Regions from separate parts of the Homo sapiens genome. Here region 2 is linked to region 1. Evidence: chromatin contacts called from ENCODE Hi-C or POLR2A ChIA-PET data. All regions are on one chromosome and are shown on one strand. Each heading gives the region's core, a stretch centred on a gene start or an enhancer-like site at or near the end of the contact. The rest is flanking DNA. Distances are from core to core; before and after follow the strand shown. Region 1 has its middle 49 kb from the start of BANF2. Region 2 has its middle 68 kb from the start of SNORD17.

Evidence for each region. A loop is a pair of places that touch in the nucleus more often than their neighbours do. ChIA-PET counts read pairs that join two places held with the same protein, here RNA polymerase II (POLR2A). Pooled maps may share reads with other maps.
Region 2: a map of heart right ventricle shows a loop between it and region 1 (15-fold over the local background). The contact joins two enhancer-like sites. A Hi-C loop is called at or near these places in 10 of 168 maps with a recorded cell type or tissue (Right ventricle myocardium inferior, cardiac septum, endothelial cell of umbilical vein and 4 more) and 11 of 50 pooled maps. POLR2A ChIA-PET finds 5 or more read pairs at or near these places in 4 of 52 experiments (MCF 10A, T-cell, WTC11 and 1 more).

Annotation. Positions count from the first base shown.
Region 1 is chr20:17,745,886-17,751,479 of GRCh38, reverse strand. No RefSeq gene overlaps it. Among named protein-coding and RNA genes, the nearest start is that of BANF2, 49 kb to the right of the region's middle. RefSeq lists an enhancer at 382-934. Within about 2 kb of position 3,964, at least 2 of the 41 ENCODE cell types and tissues checked have a DNase peak (open chromatin) inside an H3K27ac peak, as active enhancers do.
Region 2 is chr20:17,892,147-17,897,398 of GRCh38, reverse strand. No RefSeq gene overlaps it. Among named protein-coding and RNA genes, the nearest start is that of SNORD17, 68 kb to the left of the region's middle. RefSeq lists enhancers at 1,419-1,558, 1,213-1,889. Within about 2 kb of position 1,643, at least 26 of the 41 ENCODE cell types and tissues checked have a DNase peak (open chromatin) inside an H3K27ac peak, as active enhancers do.

The DNA of each region.
Region 1 (5,594 bases), core at 2,715-5,214:
CTATCTGTCATAGCCAATGAGTAGTCTATTCATACAATGGAATACTATACAGCCACGAGAAAGAATGAATTATTACTGCACACAATATCATGGATGAATCACACCAACATAACATGGAAAGGAGCCAGACACAGAACTGCACATATTTTACACATCCATTTATATAAAGTTCATAAATAGACTAAACGCTCTCTGCTGCTAGATGTCAGCTGTGGGAAAGTGGACCCGTCTGAGACGGGGCCCGAGGGGCCTGCCAGTAATGTCCTGTTCTTTACCTGGGTGGTAGTTAAGTGGCTGTGGTCACTTCTGAAAATTCATCACACTGTTCGCCAATAATTTGTGCATCTTTCTGTGGGTATTACACTTCAACAGAGTTTTGTAAGAGACCATATTCCATAACTCAGTCACTCAAATGGATCTTCAGAAGACTTGTTGAGAATGGATCAAATGGGTCGTCACCATGTTGAGAATAGTATAGAGAACCACTTGGGGCTCTAGTGGCCATTCCAAAGGAGGAATTCCAGAATGTTCTGAGCCAGGAGTGGGTAACCTCAGTAGTGGCTGGGCCCCCAGGGGCCTGGGTGGACAACATCCTTATGGGGAGTGAGAGAGAAGCCCTTTGGTCTAAGGAGGGGCCTGCTTGCCTGTGGGTGACCCCGAGCAGCTCTGATTTTGCTTCCTTTGCTGAGGGCCCAACCCTGAGGCCATTAATTATGGGGCATTGTTTGTCCATTGACTTATGGACACTTTAAAAACATAACTGTATTAGGTTTGGGAATTTTGATCCTGTGCCTGCCCTGGAAGCCTAAGGAGACTGGCCGGAAGTGTTACACAATGGGGAGGTTCCCGAGAGGTCCCCGCGGCTTTGCCGGACTCAGCCAGCCAAGGGATTTCCCTGCTTCCCGTGGGTTCTTCCTCTCCCGCCCCATCGCTTGGGTCACATTGTGGCTGTTCAGGAAACTGCCTGCTTTCAGGAGCACCAGGGGGCTGCCGTCCTTGTTTGGGCATGAGAGTTTGATCCCTGGCAGGTCCTGGTGAGGTCACAGCACCTGAGTCTGTCCCATGGGCAGTCAGGGTCTGGAAGTTGGGTGGGCCACTGGGGGTCCCTGGAGGGCTCCACCCTGTGTGAGCCCTGGGAAGCTTTGCACGCCTCCCAGAAACAAACCTTTGCTCACCCCAGTCACGAGCGAATTTTTCTCTCAGGGTCAACCTCTTCCAGGTTTCACCACAAGGCAGAACAAACAACCCTTGAGGCAGTTGTCTTTCTAGTTTGCTCCAGAGCTGAGTCAAGAAGGAACAGCTGACGGGGACTTAGTAGAACACCAGAGCTCCCACTGATGGCCGGGGAAGAGGGTCGGATGGCTGGGCAGTAGAGGCCCCCAGCTCTCAGTGCTGGCCATTGGCTTGATTCAACACTTACTTATTGCATGCCTACTCATACTAGGCACAGGGCCAGGCCCTAGTGATTAATTTGAATGGGTTGACATAATAAAATAAGTACATTTTAAAATTATATTAGAAGATGATAAGGGCTACTGTGAAGAAAAAACATTTTATAAAGCTGGTAGAGGAGATAGGGGCGGTGTTTTTAATGAGAGGGCCTCCTGCGAAAGTGTAAGCAGAGTCTTAAAGGGTGAGTGAGCTGGGTGGAGGCTGGGGAAGGCTGCTCCAGGCACAGGAGGAGCCGTGCAGAGGCTGGGAGGCCTCTCTGCCAACAAGCGGCTCTGGTGTGTTTAAGGACCAACAAGGGGCCGGTATGGCCAGGGTGGAGAGGAGATGAGAGAAGGAATAGGTCCAGATTGTGCAGGGTCTTCCAGACCATCTTAAGAAATTTGGTTTTACTCTGAGATGGGGTAGGATGTCATCAGACTAACATGAAGCCAGTCCCCAGGTTGGTGACTAGAAAAACCAGCTGCAGTAAGAATCAAAAGTCTTAAAAATGTTTCTGCCTTCTTATTCAGTTAAATGCATTCTTAGGCATCTTCCTTAAAAGAAGAATGGAAAATATTGCAAAGATTTCTGTTTTAGAATTCACTCATTCATTTTTTAAAAAATACGTATATAGCTGCTCATAAAAGCTTTGATTGTAATGGTGAAAAAACTGAAAGCCAAAAAGTCAAAAAGAGAAGGCACAAATCAACACATTATTGGACACAAATTTGATGGATTGTTATACACATAGCCGTTAAAAACCATTTTTCAGGCTGGGTGAGGTGGCTCACGCCTGTAATCCCAGTACTTTGGGAGGCCAAGGTGGGCAGAACATCTGAGGTCAGGAGTTCGAGACCAGCCTGGCCAACATGGTGAAACCCCGTCTATACTAAAAATACAAAAATAAGCCTGGTGTGGTGGTGTGCGCCTGAAGTCCCAGCTACTCGGGAAGCTGGGGCAGGAGAATCACTTGAACCTGGGAGGCAGAAGTTGCAGTGAGCCGAGATAGGGCCACTGCACTCCAGCCTGGGCGACAGAGCGAGACTCCATCTTAAAAAAAAAAAAAAAAAAAAAAAAAACAGCCATTTTTCCAAAAAGATTTAATGATGAGGGAAAATGTTTAAAGCATACAAATGAAAGAAACAGGATAACTTATGTTTGATAAGATCATTTTTAAAATTTTAAAATTTTATTTATTTATTAAATTATTTTTTTGAGACGTCTCTCTGTCCCCCAGGCTGGAGTGCAGTGGCGTGATCTTGGCTCACTGCATCATCTGCCTCCTGGGTTCAAGCGATTCTTCTGCCTCAGCCTCCTAAGTAGCTCGAATTACAGGCATGCGCCACCATGCCCAGCTAAATTTTTTTGCATTTTTTAGTAGAGACAGGATTTCACCATGTTAGCCAGGCTGGTCTCGAACTCCTAGCTTCAGGTGATCTGCCCGCCTTGGCCTCCCAAGTGTTGAGATTACAGGCATGAGCCACTGCGCCCAGCCTCTCAATTTGCTTTTGAAAATATACAGCATACATGTGACATTGATTTGCCTTGAAAACATGATGCTAAGTGAAAGAAGCCAGTCACAAAAGACTACACAGCATGTGATTCTATTTACATGAAAGGTCCAGAACAGGCAAATCCATAGAAACACAAAGTCCATTTGTGATCGCCAGGGGCTGGGTTGGGCTGGGGGAGGGGAGCAACTGCTAGGGGGATACCTTTTTGGGGTGATGAAAATATTCTAAAATCAAATAGTGGCGAGAGTTGTATCAACTCTGTGAATATACTGAAAACCACCAAGTTGTACACTTTAAAAGAACAAATTTTATGGTATACAAATTTTATTGAAATAAAGCTATTATTTAAAAATGTACCTATAGGCAATTGAAAAAAGACTGGAAAGAAATCCGATAAAATATTAGATGATAGGGTTTATTTCCTAACTTATTCATTTTCTTCTATACATTCCCCTATATTTTCCAAAGTTTTCACAATGTAAATCCACGATTTATTCATCGTACCCACGCACATTGGTTAAGAAACTCAGTCATTGTAAATCTGTAAAAAGACAAAAAAGGGGCAAACATTGCCTATAACAGAGCCTTCTCGGGGACTTCCTGTGACTCTCACCCCCACTCCCAAGATAGGTTCACATGGTAGTGATTTGTGATGTTCACCCCAATTTTCCATTCTCTCCTCTCCCAGCAGACAGCACTACCTGGTCCCCTTGGGGCTGGGTGGGGCCATGTGACTGGTGCTGACCAGCCGTTTGTTAGTGAAAGTGACATGTCACTTCTGAGCCAGAGCATTTAATGGCTAGTGTGAGACACTTCTTTCTGCTGAAGTATCCTGCATACATTCAAGATGAGGTTGCTGTGTCAGCTCAGGTTGTGGAGACAGGACAACACAGAGCTGTCCCAGCAGACCTGAGATGGGCACGGAATGGGCATGAGATAGACAGCTTTGCTGTCCTAAGCCACTGAGCTCCTGGGGGTGGTTGTTGCTATCACAGCACAGCGTAGCCTGCACTGACTCATGCACACAGACGGTGAGGTCTGAGGAGCTGCCACCAATGTTAGTCATCTGCAGCTGCTGTCCAAAGTAAAATATATCAATAACTGCATGTTCCATTGCTGCACAGCACCTCACTTCCTTTGCTTTTTTTTGTTGTTGTTTTGTTTTGTTTTGAGATGGAGTCTTGCTCTGTCACCCAGGCTGGAGTGTGGTGGTGTGATCTTGGCTCACTGCAACCTCTTCCTCCTGGGTTCAAGCAATTCTCCTGCCTCAGCCTCCTGAATAGCTGGGATCACGGGCACGCCCCACCATGCCTGGCTAATTTTTGTCTTTTTGGTAGAGATGGGGTTTCACCATGTTGGCCAGGCTGGTCTCGAACTCCTGACCTTGTGATCTACCCACCTCAGCCTCTCAAAATGCTGGGATTACAGGTGTGAGCCACCGGACTCGGCCACCTCACCTCCTTTTCTATTTAAAATGCCTTCATGTCTACTTTTGAGCTTTCTTCAAAACAAAGCTAGGAGGTAAGAAAATCAGTTACTTTTCTCATTTAACAGTCCAAGAAACAGCAACTCAGACAAACTAAGTGTTTTGTCATTGGCCCCCCACCCACTTAATGGCATTATCCGGCCCTCTAACTCTCTGCCCAGTGCCCTGGCTACAGTGGCTTCTCAATCTGGTCCAAGAAGAATCAATCACCAGGCCAAGCACTAAAGCAGCATAGTTTGTGCAGTTAAAGATTATCCTTAAAATAAAACAGAGACTTTACTATCAAGGGGGCACCAGTGCACAGCTTTGAAGAATCTGCTAGAAACAGGCACAAAGAAATGAGTCAAGAAAGAAAGACAGCCACCCTGCATTTCGCCAAGGTGACCTTGGCCTTGGAAAAGTAACCAGAGAATTAAAATTGGAAGGTGTAAGGAGATCCAAAAATCTCCAAGACAGAGAAATGTAGGAGGCGCTGTCTTCGGCTTAGAAAGAGAGCTCCTGATGCGAGACAGCGACACAGAGGGAGAAGGATGGGTGTGAGCCCACAGAATGCTGTCCCAGGACCTCGTCCCCCTGCTCTCTACAGCTCTAATGCTTTGTGTTCCAAAATGGAAATGTCTGTCTTGCTTTTTTCTGATTTGTAAAAGTAATACTTAGTGCAAAAATTTAAATGCTGGACTACTGCATAGAGTGGAGCGTGAAAGGGCCTTTTAATCACATCCCTCAAGGATAACCACTGCTGGCAGTTCAGCATCTCTCTTTCCACAGTTTTTTCTATGCATGTATCATAGAATAGCCAGGATCTATGCTATGGATAATGGATCTCTATCTATCTATCCATCATCCAATCCATCTATATCTATCATCTATCTATCTATCTATCTATCTATCTATCTATCTATCTATCTAATCTATCATCTATCTACTTGGCTAATCTATATTGTTTATCCTATACTGTTATAGTATATATATATATGTCTATATTGTTATACCTTCTCTTTATAAAAATGTATCCACCTTTCCACTGTCCTAGACAACTAGCTCACACTTCATCTTTACTCCCCATTCTCATTCATAGCCTGCCATCTTGCTTCCTGTTGCACTGAGAAAACAGAAGCCACCAGAAGAGAAATTCCTTAAACTCCCACTACCACAACACCTTC
Region 2 (5,252 bases), core at 394-2,893, 150 kb before region 1:
ACAGCCAGTCAGTCTCCTTACCAGTGTCAGGGCAGATTAGTGTAAGACTGTGGGGTTCTAGAGATTTGTGGGTCAATTCTGGCCTTGCCACTTAATAGCTGCTGTGACGTTAGGTAAGTGAGTTCATCTCTCTGAGCCTCAGTTTCTTTATCTGTAGATTGGGGATTGTAATGGCAACCTCAGAAGACTACTGTGAGGACTGAGTGAAGTACTGTGTACATCACTCAGGGTATGGGAGCATTGACTTACATAGTGAGTGCTCAGCAAAAGTCCCTCTGCCCCTGTTGGTGGTGATGGTGGCAGTGACAGCGGATTTATTATTCACCAAACTAGTCTTCCTGCTCACTGTCTCTACAGGGGCTAAATCGGGGGAGGACACAGTCCAAGGTCAAGAGCATCAAGCAAAGAATTAGTCAGCAGTCAGCCTAGGAGTCAGGCTGTTGTGTCAACTGCATTAACCCAGAGGTCAGAAGCAAAGGGACTTACAGAAAAATTCTAAGAACAGAACAAAAGGATTTTTTTTTAAACTCTTCATCAAGATTCCCCAAATATTAACATTTTTGCCACATTTGCCTTACTGTTTTCTCTGTCTGTGTGTACAAATATATATATTTTTCTGAATCATAAGAGAGTAAATTGCAGATGTGATGCCCTCTATCTCCCAAAGCTTCAGTGTATAATTCCTAAAAAGTAAAGGACATTCTGCTACACAGCCACAGTGCAGTGACTAAGTCAGGAAACGAACACTGATTCAATACAATTAGCTAATCTACAGACCGTATTCAGATTTAGATGTCACCAACTGTCCCAGTAATGTCCTTTATAGCAACACAATATCCCAGATCACGTGCTGCAGTTGGTTGCCCTGTCTCTAATCTCCTCCAATCGGCGACAGTTCCTTGGGCTTTCTTTGTCTTTCCTGACCTTGACATTTTTGAAGAGTCCACGCAGTTTTCTTGTAGAATGTCCTTCAGTTTGGGTCTGCCTGATGTTTCCTCATGATAAGCCTCAGGTTGTGTATTCTTGGCAAGAATACTGGGAAAATGATGCTGTGTTCTCAGTGCATCAGATGAGCGGGGACATGAGGTCCCTTTCTTAGTTTGGGAGAATAAATTCTGATGAAAAATATTCCCAGTGAGAAGGAAAATCGAGAGGATCTCAGGAGGCTGGTGTGGTTTGCACAAGCAACTGTGCTTCGCTCACATTTTCAAAGGACAGAAGCAAAGGGTGGAAGGCAGAGAACTCCACTCAGAGAGCGAGAGAACGGAGAGAAGAGCGGCTGAAAAGCTGGCTCCAGAAACGAGCTGAGGCCCTGAAAAATGCTGAAGGCAACCAAATAGGCTTCTAAATTGCTTACTTAAAAAACACTCATTCGTTTTCCTGACAATAAAAAATAGAATGTGGTCATTGTGGAAAATACAAACGTATAAAGAAGGAAACAGTAACTCCCTGCATCCTACACCCAGCTGTAGCCACGGCTAATATTTTGGGTATTTTCCCTCCCCACCTCCAGGAAAGGTTTTTAAAGCTGCGCTTGGAGCATGAAACAAAATGAGAAAGACTTCAGCTTCTCGGCGTGGGGAAGGTGATGTCATGCCAGCGGGGGCGGCGGAAAGGGCTGCCTGTGCTTCCCCTTCACTCTCGGGACGCGGCTGTGGGCTGGGCAGGAGGGAGCCAAGTCTGGGGTGCACTGGGGAGCCCAGAACCACTGCTATGCTCTGCAAAACTCTGAGGCGCTTCCAAAAGTTTGGAGCTGGGCATGTATTTTACTGATTTCTAAAAATCGTAAGCGGTTGTTCGGGGGGAGGAGAAGGGTGTTGGGGTGACGGGGTGTCCGCGCTGGAGACTCAGCTGTGTGCGCCCTGATTCAGACGAGGGAGGCCTTCCAGGTGGGGGTGGGCAGGGAGCTTCTGGGGAAGAATGCATCCTGAGGGCGGAGAGCTACAGGGTAAGGGGGCCAGGCTGTCGGCATTAGAGGGGTGTCTGCGTTTGGCTGCAGCCCAGCCCGCAGGCTCCAGAGTCTGGGAGCCGCGAAGGAGCCGCCCTTATCAGGCAGTAGGGCGAGCTGCCCCAGGGGACAGTCTCTGTGCTGAGGGCATTCCTCGACCTGGGTCGTGGCGCCTACTAGCAGGGGGTTCCAGGATTCCCAGGGCAGAGCTGTCCGGTGTGAGGTGTCCAGCTGGCTTGAGGCCTGTGGCCCTGAAGGCCGGGTGGGCCAGGAGGCTGAGAGGCAGCCACCTTTAAAGGGAGCCAGAGCAGGGAGGGAAACGGAGCTCTTCCCCTGCCGTCCTGGCGCTGTTCCTGCCAATAGACAAGGCAGATGTGTACAATGATTATAGTCTTTTTGTTTGTTTTAAGAGACAGCCTTGCTGTGTTGCCCAGGCTGGAGTGAGTGCAGTGGCTTGTTCATAGCTCACTGCAGCCTGGAACTCCTGGGCTCAGGGGATCCTCCCACTTCAGCTTCCCAAGTAACTGGGACTACAGGTGTGTGCCACCATGCCCTGCTAATTTTTTTTTTTTTTTTTTGAGACGGAGTTTCGCTCTTGTTGCCCAGGCTGGAGTGCAATGGCGGGATCTCAGCTTACTGCAACCTCTGCCTCCCAGGTTCAAGCGATTCTCCTGCCTCTCGGCCTCCCGAGTAGCTGGGATTACAGGCATGTGCCACCACTCCCGGCTAATTTTATATTTTTAGTAAAGACGGGGTTTCTCCATGTTGGTCAGGCTGGTTTTGAACTCCCGACCTCAGGTGATCCGCCTGTCTCGGCCTCCCAAAGTGCTGGGATTACAGGTGTTAGCCACTGCACCCAGCCACCCCACTAATTTTTAAATTATTTATTTATTTAGAGACAGAATCTCACTCTGTCACCCAGGTTGGAATGCAGTGGCACCATCATAGCTCACTGCAGCCTCAACCTCCAGGGTTCCAGGGATTCTCCTGCTTCAGCCTCCCAAGCAGCTGGGACTATAGGCGTGGGCCAGCCCATCAGACTAATTTTTTTTTTCAGATCCTCACATCTCAGATGAACATCCAGCTAATTTTAAAAAGTTTTGTAGAGATGGGGTCTTGCTATGTTGACCAGGCTGGTCTCGAACTCCTGGGCTCAAGCAACTCTCCTACCTCAGCCTCCCAAAGTGTTAGGATTACAGGTGGGAGCCATCACACCACCCAGCCTGATTATAACATTTTAACTGTGGGCCAGGCACTGTGTTAAGTCTAAGTCTGCGTATGTTCAAAGTAGCCTTTGCAACTGGTCTATCGAGGTAGGTATTTATCATTCCTGTTTTACAGAGGACTCAAAGGTAAATGATATGGCAGATGTGGTCAGTGCCCCAATGTCTCCCGGGCACTGGGAGGTGACCTCAGACCATTCCATGTGTGCCTGTGGCTCCCTGTATCTCTCTACAGGGCATGCTCTATGGCCCTTGGAGTGTGGGGAGTTAACACCTCAAGAGTGATTCTCAGCTGGTGGGCGAGGGATGGGAGTTGTATGAAAACCCCAGGGTGCTTGCTCCTTGATGAGACAATTTTATTTTTAATTGTAGTAAAAAAAACACATAGCATAAAATTTACCATCTGAACCATTTATAAGTGTATAGTACAGTAGTATTAACTGTTTGCACCTTGTTGTGTAATAGAACTTTTCATCTTGCAAAACTGAAACTCTATACCCATTAAATAACTCCCCATTCCCTCTCTCTGCAGGCCCTGGCAACCACATTCTACTTTCTGTCTGTGAATTTGACACTTTAGGTACCTTGTATGCAGTATGTGTCCTTCTGTGACTGGCTTATTTCACTGAGCATAATGTCCTCAAGATTCGTCCATGTTGTAACGTGTATCTGAATTTCCCTTTTTTTTTTTTGTATTTTTAGTAGAGATGTGGTTTCACTATGTTGGCCAGGCTGGTCTTGAACACCTGACCTCATGATCCACCCGCCTCAGCCTCCCAAAGTGCTGGGATTACAGGCATGAGCCACTGCATCCAGCCAGCATTTATCCTTTCTTTGTGTTACAAACAATCCAGTTATACTCTTAGTTGTCTTTAAATGTATAATATACTATTGTTGACTGCTGTCAGTTTGTTGTGCTATCAAATATTAGATCTTATTTATTCTATCTAACTATATTTTTGTATCCGTTAACCATCCCCACTCTACCCCCACCCCACTACCCTTCCCAGCCTCTGGTAACCATCCTTTTACTCTCTATCACCATGAGTTCAATTGTTGTAATATTTAGCTCCCACAAATAAGTGAGGACATGTGAAGTTTGTCTTTCTGTGCATGGCTTGTTTCACTTAACATAAGAACCTCCAGTTCCGTTCATGTTGTTGCAAATGACAGGATCTCATTCTTTTTTATGGCAGAATGGTACTCCATTGTGTATATGTACCACATTTTCTTTATCCAATCATCTGTTGATGGACACTTAGGTGGCTTCCAAATCTTGGCTATTGTGAACAGAGCTGCAACAAACATGGAAGTGCAGATATCCTTTCATTATGCTGATTTCCTTTTTTGGGGGTATATTTTTAGCAGTGGAATTGCTGGATCATATGGTAGTTCTATTTTTAGTTTTTTGAGGAACCTCCAAGCTGTTCTCCCTAGTGGCTGTACTAATTTACATTCCCACCAACAGTGTACAAGGGTTCCCTTTTCTCCACATCCTTGACAGCATTTGTTATTGCCTGTCCAAAAGACAAAAGCCATTTTAACTGGGGTGAGATGACCTCTCATTGTAGTTTTGATTTGCATCTCTCTGATGACCGATAATGTTGAGCACCTTTCAATATGCCTGTTTGCCATCTGTATGTTTTCTTTTGAGAAATGTCTATTCAGATCTTTTGCCCATTTTTGGTTGGATTATTAGATTTTTTTCTATAGACTGGTTTGAGCTCCTTATATGTCCTGGCTATTAATTCTTTGCCAGATGGATAGTTTGCAGATATTTTCTCCTATTCTGTGGGTTGTTTCTTTATTTTGTTGATTGTTTCCTTTGCTGTGCAGAAGCTTTTTAACTTGATGTGGTTTGTCCATGTTTGCTTTAGTTGTCTGTGCTTGTGGGGTATTATTCAAGAAATCTTTGCTCAGTCCAAAGTCCTGGAGAGATTTTTTCCCAATGTTTTCTTTTAATAGTGTCATAGTTTCAGGTCTTAGATTTAAGTCTTTAATACGTTTTGATTTGATTGTTGTATATGGCAAGAGATAGGGGTCTAGTTTCATTCTTCTGCATATGGATATCCAGTTTTCCC